Linked DNA regions of Mus musculus: region 2 is linked to region 1. Evidence: chromatin loops called from intact Hi-C (ENCODE). Cell type or tissue: heart. All regions are shown on one strand.

Region 1 (8,000 bases):
TCTACAGAGTGAGTTCCAGGACAGCCAAGGCTACACAGAGAAACCCTGTCTCGAAAAACCAAACCAAACCAACCCAAAAACCACCAAAATCCTAAGGAGATGGTCCAGGGCCTCTGGCGCTTCGGTTAATTGCTAGCTCAGTGTTCTTCCTAGGAGACTCCCCATTCCCTCAGCACTCACCACACAAGATGATACATGTTATCTTGGATCCTTTACTTATATCTGAAACACTCTCAAGGTATGTGCATCCCTGGATGGCCTGGAACTCAGAGAGATCTTCCTGCTATTCTCTCCCCATGTTTATGTGTATGTTATGTGTATGTTATGTGTTTGTGTGTGAGTATGTGTATGTGTGGAATGTTCATGCACAAGTCTGAGAGAGTCAGAAGAAGGCATTCAACCCCCTGGAACAGTGACATGCTTGTGAGCTGCACGTAGGTACTGGGAACTGAACCCAGGTCCTTCCCAAGAGCAGTAGGTGCTTTTAACTGCAAAGACATCTCTTTAGCTCTTTGCCTACAATTTAAAGTTAATTGTAAAACAAAACAAAACAACAACAACAACAAAACTTAGGTTGGAAAACCAGCAATCTGTCTTTCTGCTCTTGCCGCACACACCGACCGTCCTCATCAACACCACTCACCTAGACATCACTCACAGGTGAACTGCTGCTTCAATTCCTACACACCGCTTAAAGTTGTTTTCTCATTCATACACAGTTCAGATCATACTTGCTTTTCTGTGCTCTACAAGCTGGAACATACTGTTGATAAGATGGCTCTGGGTAACCCAGGTTGGCTTGGAATTCAATATGTAGACGAGGCTGGCTTTCAAGCTCACCGGCCGAAGTGTTAACATTAGAGACATGTTTCACCATGCCTAACTGGCTCTCATTTGTTTAGTTTTATTTGAGACAGGGTCTTACTTTGTAGCTCAAGCCGGCTTGGAACTTAGAGCGATATATCCTCCTGTCTCAGCTTCCCAATGCTGGGATTACAGATACAAGGCACCATGCCCAGGTGGGTTTTGCATTTGTAGCTTTTCATTTTTACTTAGAGACAGCATTGTGTAGCCGTATGAACTCATGGTTCTCCTGCCTGTACCTCTCAAGACGGGCTGGGATTAAAGGCCTGTTCCACCAAACTTTGCTTCACAACCCACCCCCTTTTCTTTGAAACATAGTTTCATTTAGCTAGGTTGAAACTTATATTTAAATTAAAAAAAAAGAGTTACGTTTACTTATTTGTGTGCATATGGGCACACTCACGTGGAGGTCAGAGTACAGCTGAAGAGAACCTTGTCTCCTACAGTGTAAGACCTGGGGATTGAATTCAGGCAGTCAGGTTCAGCAACAAGTGTCTGTGCTCCTCAACAAGCTATCTCAAAAGAAACTAGGTGTGGGCTCAGGAGCTAAGAGCACAGCACTGGCTTCTCTTGCAGAGGACCTGGGTTCAGTTCCCGGCACTCGCTTCACTGCCTACAACTGTCTGTAACTCCGTCAGCGCCCTCCCCGACCTCAGAAGGGACTGTGTGTGCAGGGCAGGCAGGCAAAACACCCATGCACATAAAATAAGTATGTTAAAAAATAAACCACGCAGGTGGGTGGGCATGTGGCACAAGCATGAAACTCTAGCACCGGGGAGGCCTGGTTAGGAGACTATGAGTTCAAGACCAACTAGAGCTACAAATGAAGACTACACCTCAAACAACAACAGCAAAACGCTATAAAGATTATGAAACTACATAAAATACAAAATGTCATGCTCACAAATAAAAATTCTAATAAAACACGAGTTGTTTTGTTTCCTAATATGCTGGCTGTGGCTGCTTTCACATGAGCCATGCAGTTTTTGCTTCAATGACAGTATTTTATAAAGTAAAATATTTTCCTGACTCTTTGCAAAGGAAACCCAGCCTGTTATTCTGCAGTTACTGCCGTCTTTAATCCTCGTCAAGCTCTAGCCAATCACTTAAAATTCTAGTTTGTGGTTTGGAGAGATGGTACAGTGGTTAAGAGCCCGACTGCTTGCTCTTCCAGAGGTCCTGAGTTCAATTCCCAGCAACCACGTGGTGGCTCAAGGCCATCTGTAATGGGACTGGATGCCCTCTTCTGGTGTGTCTGAAGACAGCTACAGTGTACTCATATACATAACATAAATAATTCTAAAAAATCCTAGAAAACCACTTTTCTTCTCAATACCATTAGTGTGTTTGTGCAGATACCTACATGCTATAGCGAGTGTTTTGAGATTAGTGGACAGCTTTCAGGAGTTGTTAGTCTCCTTTGTTCTTAAAGATTGGGCCTCAGTAACAAACTCTATGCCTCTGCCTCTGGCATGCACTACAGGAATGGCTACTACTTTTATCTTTCTAGTTTACTTTTTCACTTATTATAGACAACTGATAGAAATGACAAGCAGCCAGAGGCTTCCTTCATTTTGCCAGCCTGTGTCAAGCACAGTACCTAGAACACAGTGGATAAGGAAATACTTGAAAATCCAGAGGCGTGGTGTGTTCTTTGGAGGCAGAGGCAGGCGGATTTCTGAGGCTAGCCTCAGGCTAGCCTGGTCTACAAAAGGACTACACAGAGAAACCTTGTCCAATGGGGTGAAAAAAGACAAAACAGGAAGAAGGTGACAGAAGGCAGCAACTAGGCTTAAGAACCATTGGAGGGGCCTGCATCAGCTTCCGGACCCTAGGAGGGTGGACCTAGGAACACGTGTTTCAAGGGCCAGTATCTCATATCTTCCTAAAAGTGGTCATGACTTTGCTCACCAGAGGAGTCTTCATCCACGTTCTCATACTGCAGAAGTCGATCTAGAAGGAAACTGAGACAAGTGGGAAGGAGGGTGGGTATCCCCATTTTGGTGGTCTTGAGCCCTACCTAGTCCCTCCTAGGAGACCCACTGGATCCTCCTAAGACTGCATGCATTTGGGATCCTGTTCCGGGACGGCGTAAGAACGGATTCCCTGGGAGTTAACAGTGCCCTCGTGCCCACAAGATGCCTTACCTCTTGTCTCGGGAAACCTTCAGCAATTTCCTTTGCGCCTTTCTGAGCTCCTCCTGGAAGCACTCGTGCTCCTGCGGCGGACAGGGCGGGTGCTGAGCCAAGAGCAATCCATAAAAGACCCAGAACCCGGAGACATCTCTCCCTACTCACCCCCTTTACCACATGGGTAAACTGAGGTCCTCTCCGAGTTAGGCCTCACACTCCACAACCGCCCCACGCTGGCACTCACGTAAATGAGGAACTTGAGCTTCCGCTTCAGATTCCTGTATTTCTTTTTGTAGTCCACTTCGCCGTCCGCTGGTCCGTTCATGACCCGCCAGGGAGAAACGCCCCGGAGTAGAGTCCCGCTACCCAAGTCCGCCCGGCCTCTCACACCTCCACTTCCGGAGACTTTGCAACGCCGTATGAAACGGACTACAACTCCCAGCGTCCTCCGCGCGCGGGGAGCGTAATCACACCGCCCGCCCTCCTGGGGGAAGACCCGAAAGGAACGCTGCTTCCAGTGGCTTCGCGGTGAGCTGAGGTCACAGAGGAGCTGGACACTGGGGGGGCACAATTATTGATTGTAAACTGTTTATAAAGATTTGGAACCAAAAGAATATAACCAGAAATTCAGTATGTTAGCGAGAATACCGTCTCCCTTCTGCCTTTCGAAACAAGCGACCTAATTTGTTAATCCCGACCACAGGGATTGATTGAACTGATTACGTTATAAAGACTGCCGGCGCCGAACCGGCTTCTAGCGAAAATTTTAACACGTAGTTTTAGCAAAGAGTCGAAACCTCGCTCAAGACCCACCAGCTGCTCAGGAAAAAGCAAGGTCGGCCAAAGTTTTCCGTCTCAGTGCTCCACATCGGAGGCTCAACGGTCCCATTCCTCACGAAGCCGCCGCACTGCGCGTGCGCAAACTACTGTCGCTCGGGAAACCAGCCTTGAAGAAAAAAAGGCGGGAGCAACCAATCCCTGGTGACGCAAAATGGCGCCGGGAGATGAGATGCGAAAATTCACTCGCAGCTTCTTTCGAGCTTGCCCGGACCTCAGGTGCATAGAGTCTGGGTATTAGAGTCTGGGTTGTGAAGGGGAGGGGTTAGGCTGGAACTCTGTCATGACACGTGTCTCTGTAGCTCGGTTACGCACGCCATCGTGCGACAGAAATTTTTGATTCACGTGGGTCGGGATCATCTTGAACCTGAAGAGAAGCAGGCGTTGAAGCGGCTGGTGGAGGAGGAGCTGCCGAAAATGCAGGTGTGGGTCTAACCCTGGGCCAGCAGAGACAGGGTTTGTTGCTGAGGGGTTGGGGCAGGGCATCTTGGTTCGGTTTGCCCTCATGCTGCACCCACAGGCGGATGCTGGTACCAGGGAAGGAAAGCCAGACTTTATCAAAGTGAAGAGGTCTCCTGCTCCCTGCAGTGACCCAAAGAAGAAAAGGTTCCGCTTTAATTCAGAGTCAGGTTAGTGCCTTCTTCCCTGTTTATCTGTCTGTGACTCCAGCATCATTGGTTTCTTCAAAAGGCGAGGCGCATGTATTAATTGCAAGGCTGGGGCTTGGGGGACAGTGAGTCAGGAACCAGCTGGGGCCACAGCTGTGGTGCTTCTTGCTGCCCTTCACTCTTAACCAGAGTAGATCTAGAAGCATCCTATTCTAGATGGAAGGAGAGGGAGGAATCCATCCAGTCCCATCCCCATGTTTCAGAATCCAGCTCTTCACCATCCAGTCCAGATGGCTCAGGACCCTCAACAAAGAACAGGACAACCAAGAAGACATGTCTAAGAAGAGCCTTAAAGAAAGCAGTTGAGAGCACAGATGAAGACCACCAAACAGACCTGGATGCAAAGATGGGATTGGAGGAGAGCAGTGAGGGGGAAGCAGAGGGCTCTGTTAGATCAGGTAAGGTCACCGAGGAAGAGGAGGACATGAAACAAGAACAGAAGGGCCAGGTTAGAAAGCAAGCTGGGGCCAAAGACAAGCAAGTACCACTCAAGGCAGACAGGAAGCAGGTTAGGGAAGAGAGTGGGAGCAGTGAGGAGGAGGCTGTGCTGCAGAGAGCAAAGGTGGAGGGAAGCACAGGTGCTAACTGCCAGGAGGAGAGTGAAGAGAGCGGAGAGGAGAGCCCAGCTAAGAAGAAAGAGCTTAGTGAGCCCAGATCCAGAAGTAACAGAGCAGAGAGAACAGCCAGGGAGAGAAAGAGCTATAAGCAGAAAAGCAGGCCTGGGAGGCCAACTGGAGGCTTGCGAGACAGCGAGGCAGAGAAGGAAGGGGGCACAGTGGGCAGTGGGGACAGCAGTGAGGAGGGGGAGGCAGAGAAGGAAGGAGGCACAGTGGGCAGTGGGGACAGCAGTGAGAAGGGGGAGGCAGAGAAGGAAGAGGGCACAGTGGGTAGTGGGGACAGCAGTGAGGAGGGAGAAGAGCACTCGGTGAAGAGAAAGAGCAAGGTCAGGACCCAGACCGAGAGTGGGAGGAGGCAGAACACAAGCAGCAGGGATGACAGTAACAGCACACAGGAGCAAGCAGCTGCTCAAGGCACTACAAAGTCAGGCAGCCTAGGCAGCAGTAATGGTGACAGTGACACAGAGAGGGAAGTGAGTGACTCCCAGGCAGGACAAAACACCAAAGAGGAGAGGAAGAGCCGCTCTTCCAACAAGAGCTCCAAGAACGGCCAGGCCCGAAGTTGTTCATCTTCATCAGATTCGAGTCCAGAACCCACAGGTCAGAAGGGCAAGGCCCGAAGTTCCTCATCTTCATCAGATTCAGGTCCAGAACCCACAGGTCGGAAGGTGAGAGGACACACCAGGTGGGTGGGATCCACTCAGGAAAAGGGACTTCAGCTGCAAACTCCTTATTAGGCTGCCTCTCGCTGTGGAGAGGACCACCCAGCTGTGGCTAGACTAAAGCGTTACATTCGAGCCTGTGGTGCCCACCGAAACTACAAGAAGCTGCTGGGCTCCTGCAGCTCCCACAAGGCGCGCCTGAGTGTCCTCAGGGCTGAGCTGGAAGCACTGGGCATGAAGGGTGAGAGGGGTGTGCCTGAGATCTACAGGAGGGCCTGAGCACTGGGGAGGAGGCCTCACAAGCTGCTTCTGCTCCAGGGAACCCTTCCTTGGAGAAGTGTCGCGCTCTGAAGCTGCAGCGGGAAGAGGCAGCTGAAGTGGCTGCCCTGGATGTTGCCAACATCATCAGCAGTACAGGTAAACAATTTCTGCTTCAGGGAAGGAAGAGCCTGGGGTCCGGGAACTGATTTTTCTCTCCCCACCTCCCAGGCCGGCCACGAAGACGAAATGCCTGGAACCCTTCAGGGGAAGGGACCTCCCCAGGAGAGACTTATCGCCGAACCCTGGACTCAGAAGAGGAGCAGCCGCGCCAAGCACCTCCAGACTGGTCCCATATGCGTGATATCATCAGCAGTGACGGTGACAGCAGCTGAACTCCCGTGTCCATGGTGGACCTTACCCTGTTATACAAGAGCCTGGTCAGTGGAAGCAACTTCCAAAGACAGACTACAGTGGCAGGATCCAAGTTATTGGCACACTACTCAATTTCATGTTCTCTAAGATGGCCTTGGGGTTCATGTGCAAGCATCCTCTCCAGGCATTTGAGTGGACTGTTGTTTGTTTTTAAAGACTCAATAAAAAATGTTTGTAATTACTTCATCCAAATTGGTCCCAAACCGTCATGCCCTGTCTGTCCTTTGGGGTCAAGAATTTAGTAGTCGAATTCTCTCTCTTATCGATTCCAGAGTTGTCCTAGCCCCTGTACTGTGTCATCCAGTCTGTCACCAGATGGTATCAGAGAGGGTATGGCTCTCCCTCCTCCAGTGTGGCCAATCTGGCCTTAGCAATGTAAAGTTGACTCCAAGAATGTATGCCTAGCATGAATAAAGCCCTGGGTCTCAACCCCAACAACACACACACTCTCAGGCTCAGTTCATCTTCATTCCCATGCCGCCAGGGTCTCTTAGCCTCATACAGGGAGTTTTAGTAGACCCGTCTGGCCAATCAGAGCCCAGGTGTAGTAAGATAGACAAATGGGATCCCAAAGCAAAGCAGAATAAGGACTTAAGCTGATGACCTTCTAGTCATATGTGCACCCACTAAAATCACTACAACTTCAATCACGTCACCCAACTAAGCACAAGTAATACTATCACTTGCCACTGATAAATTCTCCACACATACCTTAGACAAAAAGGGAGACATCCTGTGGTCTGTTAGAATAACCAACAGTTTATTAAAAGCTCGCCCTAGGGCTCTGTGCCAGCCCCATAGCTGAGAGGGGCTCCCATGACTGCTCCCAGGTTTGGCAGCAGCCCTTTCCAAGGTCCTTCCCTTGTCCCCCGCCCCAGCCCTGACCCCAATTTAAAAAAAAAAAAAAAAAAAAAAAAAGACAAGACGGCACAGGACGTCAGACAGCAATAGGAGAATGGTGAGACTCAGGCACCCTGACTGCAAGACCCCTGATCCTTCTGGAGGAAGGCCTCCTCCCATTCTCCTTGCTTTGGCACCAGACCTGCTCTGCCATTCCACCAGGTCTGGGGGCCCTGTTGTCCCCAGTTCATGGCCCCATCACAAGGGTTGTATAATTCTCTGAAATATAATATATCTAGACCCACCCTTCCCCTCCCCTAGGGGACCAGATGAATATTTGACACTCACAGTTCCCACCTTTTATAGGTGGTGATGGAGGGAGACCCTGGCACCATGGTGGGGAGGCAGGGCTCCTGGTCAGCCTTGGGGCACCAATGCCCAAGCTGGCCTGGGGTCACTGGCCAGCCCCAAGAAGCTCATGAGATGAGGAGGTCTGATGGGGGAGCTGGAGCCAACATCTGTCCCCACCACCACTGTGTAGGCTTCAAGCACACTGCCTGTAGGATCAGGCACCACCCACTCCCACCTTGCCCTACTCCTCTGCCCACCACTCTGGACTTCAGGAATAGAAGTGGGAGGAGCCGTTGAGGATGTGGGAAGCAACACTGGTGCTTCGGCTCAGCGGCC
Region 2 (8,000 bases), 65 kb after region 1:
GTTTTGCTCTGCTTAGAGCACTGTCAGGAAGCAGGAATGACTCTGGCTGAACACAGTCTATCTGAAAGAAGAGCAACAGGCCACAGCAGGCTCTCAGGGGCTCCTCCAGGTCAGGCAGATGGAGCCTGGGCTCTATCACACATCCTGCCTCTTCTCCAGGATTTTGCTAATCAGGAGCAAACATGTGTAGTTGGACTAAGATAAATGTCCCCTCCTTTTGTTGAAGGGCTCTCTGTGGCATGACAAAGGCCGTTTTGTAGCATTTGGCACTGGTCAGAGAACATCACACAATGGCATCGCGCATAGTCTCAAGGAACAAAAACAGCTAGGAATCCTAACACAGAGCCTGAAGCCCGTTTTGTCTGCGTCTTTGTCTTTTGTTTTGTTTTGTTTCTCTAGGCAGGCTTTCTCTGTGTAGCCATGGCTATCCTGGAACTCACTCTGTAGACCAGGCTAGCCTCAGACCCAGAGACCCTTCCGGCCTCTGCCTCCAGAGTGCCACTTCATCAGGCTCAGTTTGGTTCTTTTGTGCAGGAGCTAGGAAGTGAAGAGGGCTTCCTCTTGTGGGCTTCCTTCTGTGAGGTGAGCACTGACCCACATCCGCAGGCCTAGTCTCACATCTTGTCTTTTTAAAAGCTCGAAGTGACTTTCTTTTCTTTCTTTTCTTTCATTCTTCCTTCCTTCCTTCCTTCCTTCCTTCCTTTCTTTCTTTCTTTCTTTTTAAAGTTTTATTATTTTTGCATATGCATGTCTGTTTGGATGCCCTTGGAGATCAGAGGAGTTTTGAACTTCTGGAGCTGGACTTAGAGATGGCTGGCTGTGAGCCACACACCGTGGGTCCTAGGCACTGAACTGGAGTCTACTCCAGCCGCGGCTTTGTCAGCGCAGTCACAGAGCACTCTGCCAGAGCAGCAGTGTACAGGCACAGCGGAGAGCACCTGGTGCAGTCTGCATTCCCCTTTGTCAATGGATATAAATGGAAACTGGTTTTGAGCTACTAAGTAAAAGGTGCGTTCTTTGCGTTGCGTGGGGGGGTGAGTTTTGGATCACCCTTTCCAGTAGCATCATCCCTATTCAGAGAAGTTTATCCCATGTGGTGTGCATGATAAGGGACTCAGTCATCCCTGCTGGGAGACAGCAAGAGTAGCCTATTGACCCATTTTAGAAATTTCTGGGCATCATTTTCATGAAAACGTGGCCCACTGGAAAAAAAGGTCACTAAAAATATCTGAAGACAACCACCAATAACATCCATGTCTATAAAGTAGAAGGAAAGGAAAAAGCCTACAAGCAGGACCAACTAGGGTATAGGTCACATTGGGTGGGGGTCTAGGGATCACGCATCACAAAAGGCATGGGCAATTTTTCATCTCTTGCAGTGGGCAGATTCTGTGAGGGAAGTTACAGCTTTCTCACTTGGTGACTTAGAAGTTAGGCTCAGTATGGCATCCCTGGAACCCTAGCGATTAGGAGGACTAACCTGGGCATGGAAGCGCCTGCTTTTAAGCCCAGTGCTTGGGAAGCACAGGCAAGCAGTTCTCTGTGAGCTCCAGGACAGACTGGTTTACAGTGAAACCCCGACTTACACAGCAAGAATGCGTGTGTGCGTGTGTGTGTGTGTGTGTGGTGTGTGTGGTGTGTGTGTGTGTGTGTGGTGTGTGTGTGTGGTGTGTGGTGTGTGTGTGTATGTGTGTGTGTGTGTGTGTGGTGTGTGTGTGTGGTGTGTGTGTGTGGTGTGTGTGTGTGTGGTGTGTGTGTGTGTGTGGTGTGTGTGTGGTGTGTGTGTGGTGTGTGTGTGGTGTGTATGTGGTGTGTGTGTGGTGTGTGTGTGTGTGTGTGTGTGTGTGAGAGATGTGTGTGTGGTGTGTGTGTATGTGGTATGTGTGTGGTGTGTGTGTGTGTGTGGTGTGTGTGTGTGTGTGTGTGTGTGTGTGTGTGTGATGTGTGTGTGGTGTGTGTGTGGTGTGTGTGGTGTGGTGTGTGTGTGTGTGTGTGGGGTGTGTGTGTGTGTGTGTGTATGTGTGTGTTGTAAGGGGGGCACTGGGAAACAGTCTCCTATAGAGAGCCCAGATGTTATATTAGTTTCTGTTCCTGACAGGCTAGGATTTACTTACTCAGTTACTGTTTATTTTTCTGAGACAGGGTTTCTCTGCACAGTCATGAATGTCCTGGAACTTGCTGGATCTAAAGGTGTGTACCACCACACCAAGCTCAGGGATAGATTTATTAGTAGCGTTACAACTGTCTAAGCAGAAGCAGTTTTGTTCAGGTTCAATTGTTACAGGACCAAAGCTTAGAATTAATTTTGTAAAAAAAAAAAAAAAAAAAAAAAAAGCCTTAAGGATGGACCTATGGAAGATGTCTTAGTTACAGTTTTATTGCTCTGGAAGAACATCCAGTGTGCTTTATATCTGAGCCATCTCTTCAGCCCCAGGAAGTGGAAATAATTGTTACTGGTTATCATAGTCATTGTTATGCTGGCTAGGGATGTAGCTTAGTTTAGAGTGCTTGCCTGGCACGCACAGATCCCTGGATTTGATAACCAGAACCACATTGGCTGGGTGTGGTAGCCTGCGTCTGTTCTGTTACTTAGATGAGGGGTAGGAGTCTCTCAAATTTGAAGCTGGTTTGGCATACACAAACCAACCGACTTCCCCCTCAATCTTATCTACAAGATGAAAGGAATGAATCAGGGCTAACTCCCTGTGTAAAGCACAGGGGTCTCAGACCTTCAGCAGCCTGCAGAGTCAAGAAGGCAGTTCAACTCAACAGGACCCCAGTAGCCAGTGTTGGTTCAAATTTGGAAAGTCTGACCCCCAACTAGTTTATTTTATCCATATTTAAGCACATCACAACTTGGTGAAAACTTATTCTGGTAATAATTAACTCGAATTTGAGTTAAAAACAAAACAAAACAAAACAAAAAACATACCAAAATCTCTTTGAGGAACAAAGAAAACTAAATACAGGTCAGATGTAACTCCATCAAAACTCTGTAAATTACATAAAGATAGCTTTTAAAGACTGTCTGGGGCTGGTGAGATGGCTCAGTGGGTAAGAGCACCCGACTGCTCTTCCGAAGGTCAGGAGTTCAAATCCCAGCAACCACATGGTGGCTCACAACCATCCGTAACGAGATCTGACTCCTTCTTCTGGAGTGTCTGAAGACAGCTACAGTGTACTTACATATAATAAATAAATACATCTTAAAAAAAAAAAAGACTGTCTGTGGAAGACAAATTTACAACTCTCTTTAGGTGCTGGAAGTCTCTTGCCAAACAGAGAGCCAAGGTCACCAGGTTAGTTAACGGCTGGTTCCAGCCTTCTGCAAGGTATAGCATTTCTTCCCTTGAAGGAACAACTTTCTGTGCTTAACATTACAGATTCCCCAAGTGTTTATCTGTGAGTGCAAGGACCCCTCCCCCATGCCTCCTACAGTAAAGAATTAGCATTTGTAGGAGAGAGTTATATTCGGTCATTTTGTGTTCAGATATGATTATGGAATATGCTTCTTATCCACCAGAGTGTGAATTTGCCTGAAATTGGTGTTTTGTAAAACTGAGCTGACCAAGCCACTGCCACAGCCTCGCTATGGGTGCTAGGCCAGTCCTGGCAACAGCAAGGCTTCAGGGAGGAGAGCAAGTTCCAGTCAAGAATTACCTTCTCACTGCTCCACCTGGTAGGGAGAGCAGGCTTGGCAATCCCTCTTGGCAGAACACAAGTTTCTTCAGTGCCGGACACATTTCTTGATAACATCTTCTAACAGCCACTTTGCTTCTCCACACTGCTACCTCTCCAGAGCCAACACTAGATTTGTACCCCTGACTGAGCAGCAAAAGAACCAACCAGACCCAGAGAGAGGAGCTTTGCCCAGATCTTCCAGTCAGCTGGTGACAGAGTTGGAGAAGAGAAACTGGAACTCTCTCCCGACACAGGGGTTTTCTATGTAGACTAGGGTTGGACTTGAACTCAGAGAGCCACCTGCTTCTGTCTCCTGAGTGCTGGGATTAAAGGTGTGAGCCAACACTGCCTGGTTTGACTTTGCTTAAACATCCAAGACAAAACCCCTTCCAGACGTTAGGGCAGGCTGTTAAATACCTCAGCTATCACCTCTTGTTCACAATGCCCTATACCTTCTTCTCTTTTGGGGTTCCTTGGAAGGTCTCATGACAGCTGGGATTCTAAGACCTTCACTAGCTTGTCCAGTCTTATTCTTGTAATCGCCACGTTCCTGCCTAATGGTTCTCCTTTTGCTTTGAGATAGGTAAGACTGTATAGGCCAGGATCCCCTGGAGCTCATAATCTCTCTGCCTCAGCCTCCAGGGCTAAAATTAGTTATATGTAATTCAGGTCTCTATCCTTTTCCCTTCAGGGAACTCTTTGCACCCGCCTTCTAACCTGTGAGTCCCCTGGAAACCCTATGGCCTCATTGGAGAACTTTCTTTTTTCTTTTTTTTTTTTTTTTTTTTGTTTTGGTTTTTGGTTTTTTCGAGACAGGGTTCCTCTGTTTAGCCCTGGCTGTCCTGGAACTCACTTTGTAGACCAGGCTGGCCTCGAACTCAGAAATCTGCCTGCCTCTGCCTCCCGAGTGCTGGGATTAGAGGTGTGTGCCACCACGCGCGGTGAACTTTCATTTTGTTGACGGTTCTTCTAACAGTCTGTCAAGTGCACTGAGCTGGGCTAGGAAAACTATACTCAACCTTCAGCCTCTGCGCTTGTTTCTTTTTACGCGAATGAAGCGCTGCTGAAATCGTCACGGGTTGCGGTATTCTCCATCCACATGAACAAGGGGGCAAAGGATCCTTTAGACGTTTTCTCAGAACACCACACCCCCCAACCCGCAGGCTGGACTGCAACGGCGCCACCGACTGCGCACGCCCCGGTTCTTGGCTCCGCCCCCGAGACGCGGCCCTCGGCCTGGCCGCGCCTGCGCAGCTCCGCGCGCCGGCTTCCGGGTGGAGAGAGCGCGCGATGGGGCGGCTGGTGGACGTCGCGGAGTAGCTGTGGAGAGTGGGCGTGTGCGCCGAGCGGCCGGGCGCCGGCGCTGGAGTCGCGGGATCTCAGGGAACCGGACCGGGGCGCAGAGAGGGCCTCCGACTGCCACCCGCGTCCGCTCACTGGCATGTCGGCCGAGGCCTCGGGCCCGGCGCCGGCTGCGGCCGAATGCTTGGAGTCCCCTAGCCCCTCGAGTGTGGAGCCTGGCTCCCCCTCGTACAGTCTGAAGCCCCTCACCCCGAACAGCAAGTATGTGAAGCTGAACGTGGGCGGCTCGCTGCATTACACCACGCTGCGCACCCTCACGGGGCAGGACACCATGCTCAAGGCCATGTTCAGCGGCCGCGTTGAAGTGCTCACAGACGCGGGAGGTATGCGTGCCGCCGGTACACGTGCTGCCCTCCAGCTCCCAGTTCATTCCAGGCTCCCTAGTCCCATCTTATCTTTTCCTAATTCAGAATCTCTCTCTTTCCCCAATCCTTTACTTCCAGCAGTAACATCTGCCAAGCGCTCCATTGCCGATTATCTGCTCTTCTTCCCTTAGTTCAAACAGCCAAGGAACCAGGTCTACTGCAAGCAGTACCCCTCAAACAACCTTTATCACTTACTTCCCACTGCCCAGCCTTTTGTTTGCCTCTCTGCGGTAGAACCGCCCCAGGTAGCCTCGAGAACGGAAAGATTTGGTCTGTCTCTAATACAAGTGCCCAGTGCCCGCACTCTAGGAATCATCCATGAATGCGAAGTGAAGGGCGCAGCTTTTCTTGACAGGTGAACCTTAACCTTCTCGGGAGTGTTGCCTTAAATTTGGGACTCACTTATTGTAGAATAGCTTTAAGGGGAAGGGCTTAACATAGATAAAAGCAAACACTTAGGAGGTGAAGTTCGGCTTTCAAATACCGAAGATGAAAATTCACTTATTTGATTAGTATTGTGATGCGTCAGTTACTGCTAGAGAAAGTTTGGTAAAGGGAAATGATGAATCTTGGGGAGTTAGCCCCACACCCCGCAGGGAGTTGGGGAGGGCATGGAGTAGGAATGACCAGTAAGCAAGAAAATCTCATGTAATCACAGTAATTCTTGGTATTCCAAGTAATGTTACTACTTCATCGTTGTGAACCGGAGGATTGAAGTGGGCATTTTTCATTAAATTAGATGGTTAAAATGAATACAAGGGGTTACATTTATTGATAAGGTAATTTGGTAAGAATCTCCCCCATGGTGAGCTGGGCCTGGTGCCTCCTGCCTATACTGCTAACACTCAGTTTGGGTTACATAATGAGATCCTGACTTTAAAACAACGTTCCCACGGTGAGAGCCTTCTGACTGCCCAGCAGATTTGGGAGGGATCTGTTCCGTGGCAGGTGTGTGTATGATACACTGGAGATGTTTGAAACAGTTTTTGAACATGGCAGAGGTCTGAAACAGGTAAGTATTAGGTTTTCTTGTTGTCGTTCTTGTTGCCTCCCTGTCCCCACAGGGTTTTTTTCATGTCACCTTGGCTGCTGGAACTCACTCTGTAGACCACCAGGCTGGCCGCAAACTCAAGAGATCCACCTGCCTCTGCCTTCCAGATACTGAGATTAAAGGGGTGTGGCGCCAGGCATATATAGGTTTTCCTATGGCGTTGGAATCAGTTTCTAACAATGTATTAGCCCCAGTGCCTCCAGCAAGCCATCCTTCCTTTTGCCTTTTCCCACCCCACCAGGTTGGGTGCTGATTGACCGGAGTGGCCGCCACTTTGGCACAATTCTCAACTACCTGCGGGACGGGTCGGTGCCACTGCCTGAGAGTGCCAGAGAACTCGGGGAGCTGCTAGGTGAAGCCCGATACTACCTGGTCCAGGGCCTGATTGAAGACTGTCAGCTGGCGCTGCAGGTGAGAGCCCCTCCCCCACCCCCCCTTCTGGGTCCCTGTCCTTCTATCCAATAGGTAGCTATTACTACAGAAGAGAGATGTGGCCTAAAGAGCCTGGCTTAGACTTGACATAACCCCTAGGCTTTTGATATTTGGGGGCACAGTCCTCGGCAACATCCCCACTGCTTAAAGCAGGGTCTCAATACTCTCTGGTGTCCAGACTGTCGCCATTAAAAATGCCTGCTCTGGGAAGTGGGTGAAGGGGCTGAAGAGATGGCTTAGGAGTTTTAAAGCACTGGCTGCTCTTCCAGAGGTTCTGAGTTCAATTTCCAACAACCACATAGTAGCTCACAACAATCTATAATTCAATTTGATTTCTTCTTCTGGTGTGTGTGAAGACATAGCGTATGTGTTTACATACATAAAATCATAAATGCCTGATCTGTGCTTGTAGCTGTTCCTGTTCAGTTAGTACTATCACCTGAGTGACATTCCCACACAACCCCAGCCCATTTTCCCCTTTGCTCAAAAGCCTTAAACTCTCTAGGCCAGTAGGGGTCTCAAGTTATATAATTTAAGTTTTTGATTTCTTGTTACATTTATGTGTGTGTGCTACTGCAGTAGAGTTTTCACCATGTACAGTCTGGATACGGAGCACTCACTGGTCATCAAGTTTGGCCACTGAGCCATCTTAGCAGCCTGCTCTCACTTCATCTCAGTTTCAGCTGGAGTGTAATAACCTTGACGATCAGGTTCTGTCCTGGGAGGCAGCACACATGTGCATAAGCACGAGTGCCTGTATGCCAACCCTCGGGGCTTTTTATTTTAGGGTTTTTTTCAACACTGAAACTCTTTCCTCAAAGTGTCATAAAGTGGAGCCATACTCCATCCGCAGGGCTGGGGCTTCCCAGGCCTCCCACCTTGCTGTTGTACTTCTTTGGGTTCTGGGGACCCCATCAGCATCCCCTTTGGATCCAGCCCGGCTCTGCTGTGCTCAGTACCTTTCAGCCAGTCAGTTCCTGTCTCTAGCTTTCTGTTTTCCCGTTCCAAAAGATAAGTAAGAAAAAGAAACACAGTGTAGTAAGCTTTAATCAACTCGTTCAGGGTTACTGTAGTAACACAGTAGTAGATTGTAAGTTGTGGTATATTGA

What was found. A loop is a pair of places that touch in the nucleus more often than their neighbours do. Peaks named below come from ENCODE experiments on the same cell type or tissue, not always from the same donor. Only the 100,000 strongest peaks of a DNase experiment are listed, where the experiment ranks them.
Region 2: it touches region 1 in a loop (4-fold over the local background); 3 of 42 quality-filtered maps call a loop at or near these places.

The regions. Positions count from the first base shown.
Region 1 is chr7:126,858,465-126,866,464 of GRCm38, forward strand. Ino80e (INO80 complex subunit E) reads right to left here and starts at 3,908. Exons shown (of 8, transcript NM_001370765.1): 1 at 3,810-3,908; 2 at 3,241-3,553; 3 at 3,012-3,082; 4 at 2,776-2,828. The coding sequence starts at 3,865. Hirip3 (HIRA interacting protein 3) reads left to right here and starts at 3,508. Exons shown (of 7, transcript NM_172746.3): 1 at 3,508-4,052; 2 at 4,136-4,256; 3 at 4,354-4,462; 4 at 4,705-5,786; 5 at 5,856-6,021; 6 at 6,099-6,197; 7 at 6,270-6,658. The coding sequence starts at 3,988. The coding sequence ends at 6,433. It also overlaps a transcript of Taok2 not described here. In heart, a CTCF peak has its summit at 3,482; DNase peaks (open chromatin) are centred at 2,642, 3,447, 3,917 and 7,810; H3K4me3 peaks cover 3,718 bases; H3K27ac peaks cover 3,438 bases.
Region 2 is chr7:126,923,933-126,931,932 of GRCm38, forward strand. Kctd13 (potassium channel tetramerisation domain containing 13) reads left to right here and starts at 4,947. Exons shown (of 6, transcript NM_172747.2): 1 at 4,947-5,366; 2 at 6,701-6,870. The coding sequence starts at 5,123. It also overlaps a transcript of Tmem219 not described here. In heart, no CTCF peak of the experiment used is centred here; a DNase peak (open chromatin) is centred at 4,909; H3K4me3 peaks cover 1,804 bases; H3K27ac peaks cover 2,284 bases.